Linked DNA regions of Homo sapiens: region 2 is linked to region 1. A link is a contact called in ENCODE Hi-C or POLR2A ChIA-PET data. All regions are on one chromosome and are shown on one strand. The core of a region is the stretch at or near the end of the contact, and the rest is flanking DNA. Distances in the headings are between cores, read along the strand shown. Region 1 has its middle 8.3 kb from the start of XCL2. Region 2 holds the start of KIFAP3 (kinesin associated protein 3).

Region 1 (2,700 bases), core at 76-2,575:
TATATATACACATACATACACACATATGTATGTGTGTGTATGTAGATGCATAATTTATAAACATGATTCTGAGCTTTCTATTGTTCTCGTTGTTAATCTCTAAATTAACACTACTGTGTTTTTTATTATCACAGCTTTATCTTATGTCTTAATATTTGATAGGGGAAACATTTACTCTTGGTTTTTCTTTTCCTAACTTGTTTTAGCTATCTGTGAATGTCTTTGTGTCATATAAATTTAAAAATTGTATTAGAAAGTTTTGCCCAAAAACTCTGTGGAAATTTTAACTGGAATTGCATTGAATAGTAGATTGATTTGGGGAAAACTGATATCCTTACAATGTTTGTCATCTGGTTCGTAAATATTTGCATCTTTTTTGTCCTTTAATAGAGCCAAATATTTCTTTTATATTAAAGCAATATAAATATATTATGAAGCAGAATGCAAAATCATCACAAATTTTAAGATAAATAATGGAACTTCAAGGGACTGTTACACTTCCAGTGTATTATAACTCCTTGCTACCAAGGCTTTCTTTTCTTTAGGAGAGATCTCTCTCCTCTGCCCTTGAGACTTGGCTGGACAAGTTTTGCCCTTATACATCATCCTGCAAGCAAACTCTCTCCTGAGTGGTTAAGTAGGTGGCTACTGGAGTCAGATCAGTTGTATTCAAATCCCTAATCAACTATTTATTAGCTGTGTAACCCTGGACAAATGCTTTAACCTTCCCAAATTCTTAGTTTTGTCAGTAGCAAAATACAGAATCAAGTAAGATAATGTGTGCCAAACGTTTAGCAGAGTGCTGGAGATGGAATAAGTGCTCAGCAAATGTTAGTGACTATTATAAGCAATTTTAAGCTATACTTGTTATGCTCTAACACATGGGCATGTGACTGTACCTGTCAATAAAAAAACAGAGAAGAAATATTTGCCCTATCAAACATTAAATGAGGTTTCTGAGGCAACTGCAGTCTAAAGCTATTCCTTGTTCTCTTCAAAATGCATAACTATTAAAAAAATCAAATGTGTGAGGTTAATCTCAATAAGCAAAAAACTAAAACAGACTACAAAAGAGTAAAGTTGAGGCATCTGGTAGGAGAGAAGCTTATACAATATTAAGTTTTTAATAGAAAAGAGATAAAAAGCTTTGCAATGGGAATTGTGAATGATTTTGTGGCCTAAGTTATAATATCCAGAATGAAAGTAGAGGCCAAGAGGCTAAGAGAGAAATCCTATAGTTATTACTTAGCAGAGTTTTCACTACTCTTGGCTTGGGGCAAGGGCAGAAGCAACAGGAAGGAAGGGTTGAAGGGTGTTTTATTATAAAGTTAAGCTGCAGTTGGGCAGGAAACCACAATGTCGAAGACATTCTCTTGAAGGAACTGTTAAGGTAACACCAAGAGCAAGTGATAATACTGAAGTCAGTGAAAGGGACTGCCAATGCAGGAGCTACTTCTTGAATTACCTAAAAAGTTGATGTACCACTCCCATTAGGGGGGATCAGGGTCCACAGATATCAGACTTTTAGGATAAATCAACTTTACTGCCACTGGAACTTTGAATAAACATCCAGGGTTAAATAAATTACTAATCAGTAGTAGTTGAAAGAAGAGGAAGACAGTCTATGCCTGGGGAAGTTTCATTTTAATTTTGAAATCAACAGTTATTTTTTAAAACTGTTACAATGTAAGGGCAGGTAATTTGTGTCAAATGGCTGTTTATAAAACTCTTAATGAAATCATATTTTTATCAAAAATGTATAATTATGATGGGTTCTAACAATGTATTATTTATTATTTCTTTCTCTTATCCATACCAGAAAACAGTTTAACTGCAGATCAAATTGCTAATACGATTAGTGCCTAGTGGAAATAATGAAATTGAAAATGTAAAGAATCAGGAGTACATAACCAGTTTCTAGGGGCATGCATTTATGAATTCAAATTATTAAGAAAATAGCATATATATATATATAGTTGATACACTGGATATTATACTAAGTGTTAAACTTTCCACTGAATCATTCCCATTAGTGTACAAACTTGTTATTTTTTCTCTCATGTAAAAATCAAAATAAACAAACAAAACACCATCTCTTGACTACACTTCCACTTCAGCTGTAGTTCTTTTTCTCTGCAAGCTTCTTTTTCTCTCCAAGCCTCTATAGTGATGCTTATGAGACAACTGTCGTCTAAAATTATTCTCTTTAAAGAGTTGTCATTAATTCTTCTCCCAGGCCTTCTCAACCCTTCTTCAAAAGTTTCTGCTCTTACCAATCCACTGACGCTTTTCCCCTTATAGTCATTCTGTGACAGCCATGCTGTTAAATCCAACTATTTTTAAGTTCTAATTTCTGACTTATTTACAGCATTTGGCAAAGTTGCTCACTCTATTCCTGCAAACATCCTCCTGCCTTGATTTCCAGGATACCACACAAGATTGGGTTTCCTCATATCTTTCTGACTTCTTCCCAGTTTTCCTTGCTGGTTCCTCCTCATCTTCCCAATCTGTGTCCAAGGCTCAGTCCTTGAACATTTTATATTTTGATCAACTCTACCTACATGCTTTGCCCATTATCAAGGCTTTAAGTGCCACATATAAGCTAATGACTCCAAAATTAGTATTTCCAGCTTAGACACGTCCTCTGGATTCCTGACCTAGCTATCTGACTACTTGACATTTTCATATGGATGTCTACTA
Region 2 (2,700 bases), core at 150-2,649, 1.5 Mb after region 1:
CAGATATATTTACATAAAATAAAAAAGACAGTCAATATATGCCTGTCTTGCCAGGACAATAGAGTTGATTTATTTATTATACAATTGTTTGAATCCCTTCTATGAGTCTACTAACACTTGGAAGATCTTTCTGTGATGATGAGAGCTCAGCCAAGCCAGAATAAAAATATTCACTGCAAGTGTATTATGACTTGAAATAATACCACCACCTTACATTCATGTTTCATTTTTTAAAAGTATTTCATCTTTCGTCCTTGTATCTCTCAGAAGGTAACGCCTGTCCCATTTTCAGATGAGGAAACCGTGCCCAAAGGAATACATGCGACTTTTCCAGGGTATTTACTGAATCAGTACTGAATTAAAATTTTTTTCTATTGGATCACTGCTTACTCTTGGTTCAGTGGGAGGTATCTTTTTTTTTTTCCAAATCAGGAATGATCTGAGTATTTGCCAGCACCCAAATAATCCCAACAGACTACAATTTTTTTGAGTAACTGATACTATATTTAAAAGAAATTATGGCCTATTTTATTGTCATCAAACTTCTGAACAAACCTCTTAATAATTACTAAATGTCCTACAAAAATTATGTTGTATACATGGGAGTCAAATGGATGACATGGATGCGGAAAGCAGAAAGAGACTGGAAATCAACATCTCAATTCAGCCTTCCAAAAAGTAGAATCCACCACTTCTTTCCCCTTCATCATTTCAAAAGCCCATGGCAATGAACCCCAAACTGAGGCCTGAGGGCGGATGCACCAGACTTTATTCCCAGGCTCTCATGGGATTTATCTATTATGGGAAAATGGAGAGTCTGGGAAGAGGCGAAAAAAAAAACAAAAGACGCGGTTTACCTTGCCCTACCTCCCTCTCCCCCTGGAATAAGGTGATGTAGCGAAGAAACCATCTTTCAATGCTGTCAGGGCTCCGCCGAGTCAGGTCAAAGGACTTTGAAACCCCCCCAGAGCTCTCCTTTTTTCTCCACTTCACCTTTTCCCTCTCCTTTCGGTGACTTCTCTCCCTGCTTCCCATCCCGTCTGCTAAACTAGCGTTGCCCAGTGACATCTCACAGCCAACCCAAGAACATCTTCAGGGCCCTGGCAAGGAGGGTAGGACAGAGCCTTGGGGAGTCGTCACCTTTTGAGGTATCTGGCGTCCTCCCCTTGCATGGCGGCAGCGGCAGCGGCGTGGAGAGGATGGGGTATCTTGAGAGGCAGGCGCGGTTATTTCCGGGGACGGTGGCCAAAGTACCCTCACACCCAGAGGCGATGACAGTCCTGAGGCCTGCAAGGCGGGGCAGCAGCGGCGCTGTGGTTACCACGGTGAAGCCTCCAGCTCCTCCCACAGCTTCTGTGCCCCAAAACACTGGAGCGGCCCAGACCCGCCCAGAGTCGCCTAAGCCGGGCCGTCACGACGCATGCGCTTGCTCTGCACCTCTTGTATGCGCAGGCTCAGTCTGAGGCGGTGGCCTCAGAGTTTGACGCACCGGGGAGCCGAGCAGGGAAGTTTTGGTGCAGTTTTGAGCGTCCGTGTATAAGGAGTGGCTCCGTAGTCACCGCCCCCTTGAGGATGGGAATAGAAAGGGCTGTCAGGTCAGCTTGAAAGGAGAGAGGGGAATCCGATAACCTTTTAGTTAGCGAATGCTATACAGCAGTCCAGCTAATAAGGGAGGTTTCTATTTGGGGGCCTGAATGGCCCTGATTGCACTTACAAGCTCTAACTTATGGAGATAATCTGACCGTTGTACAAAATGGATATAACTTTGAAGGCGGCAAGTCTGTCACTTTGATGTCTTAAATCTAGAATACACCTCCCCCAACCAAAACAAACAAACAAACAAACAAACAACAGCAACAAAAAACAGTTCCTGAAATTCCAACTCCACCAATTATCCTGAACTCAAGGTATGTTTAGAATTGCTTCTTCTGAGGCAGGCAATTGTTAGCAGTGCAGGGCATAGGAAAGAAGGGTTCTTTTTTAACTGCATGTTCTCTGGTTTAAGATCTATTCCCATGGGTTCAGCTATTATGTCTATGCAAATGATATAGGTTCATTTATTTGGTAAATGTGAATTGAGGGCTGGCTGTGTGCCAAACACCAAACCAGGCTCTAGGGATGCAAAGAAAGCACCTCTACTCCCCCTGCTCACCTATAATCTTGTCACTTATTCACTGTCTTCTAGTCCTGTTTTCCCAGTTGCTTTGAGACGTGCACGTAGTTGCTCTGCTGCTTTTTTCAAATGTAGTACATTGATGCAATTATTGATTATCCGTTATGTGTAAAACACCATGTTAAGGCACTGCATGGTATATTAAATATAGAAATACAGTCCTTACCCAACAAAATATATTTTTATCTTCCCACCCATTCACACCAGCTACACTATTTCTGTAGATGTTATAGTCATTCTTTCATTCTGAAAGGGAAGAAAATTTGCAGCTAATTTTGACTCCTTCCTCTGTATCATGCCCTCTTACTAAAGTGTTACAAAATTCTATCTTTTCTTCCTTCAAGATATTCAGGTAGTCCAGTTTTTTTCTACATTCTTACTTCTACCAATAGTCTAATCACTTTATACCTAGAGTACTGCAATTCCTTCCTCATTGGACTTCCTATTTTTTGTTTTTCTAAATATTAATTCTGCAAACTAATGTAAAATTTTACAAATTATCATTTATAACACCTTTAATGGTAATA

The links. Hi-C counts contacts between places; a loop is a spot of excess contacts on that map. ChIA-PET counts read pairs that join two places held with the same protein, here RNA polymerase II (POLR2A). Pooled maps may share reads with other maps.
Region 2: a loop to region 1 is called in a map of naive thymus-derived CD4-positive, alpha-beta T cell, with 5 times the contacts of the local background. The contact joins the promoter of KIFAP3 here to the enhancer-like site in region 1. A Hi-C loop is called at or near these places in 1 of 168 maps with a recorded cell type or tissue (naive thymus-derived CD4-positive, alpha-beta T cell) and 5 of 50 pooled maps. POLR2A ChIA-PET finds 5 or more read pairs at or near these places in 1 of 52 experiments (A549).

What each region holds. Positions count from the first base shown.
Region 1 is chr1:168,534,391-168,537,090 of GRCh38, forward strand. No RefSeq gene overlaps it. Among named protein-coding and RNA genes, the nearest start is that of XCL2, 8.3 kb to the right of the region's middle. Within about 2 kb of position 1,326, at least 3 of the 41 ENCODE cell types and tissues checked have a DNase peak (open chromatin) inside an H3K27ac peak, as active enhancers do.
Region 2 is chr1:170,073,296-170,075,995 of GRCh38, forward strand. KIFAP3 (kinesin associated protein 3) reads right to left here and starts at 1,400. Exons shown (of 20, transcript NM_014970.4): 1 at 1,141-1,400. The coding sequence starts at 1,172. RefSeq lists enhancers at 1,209-1,268, 1,329-1,628.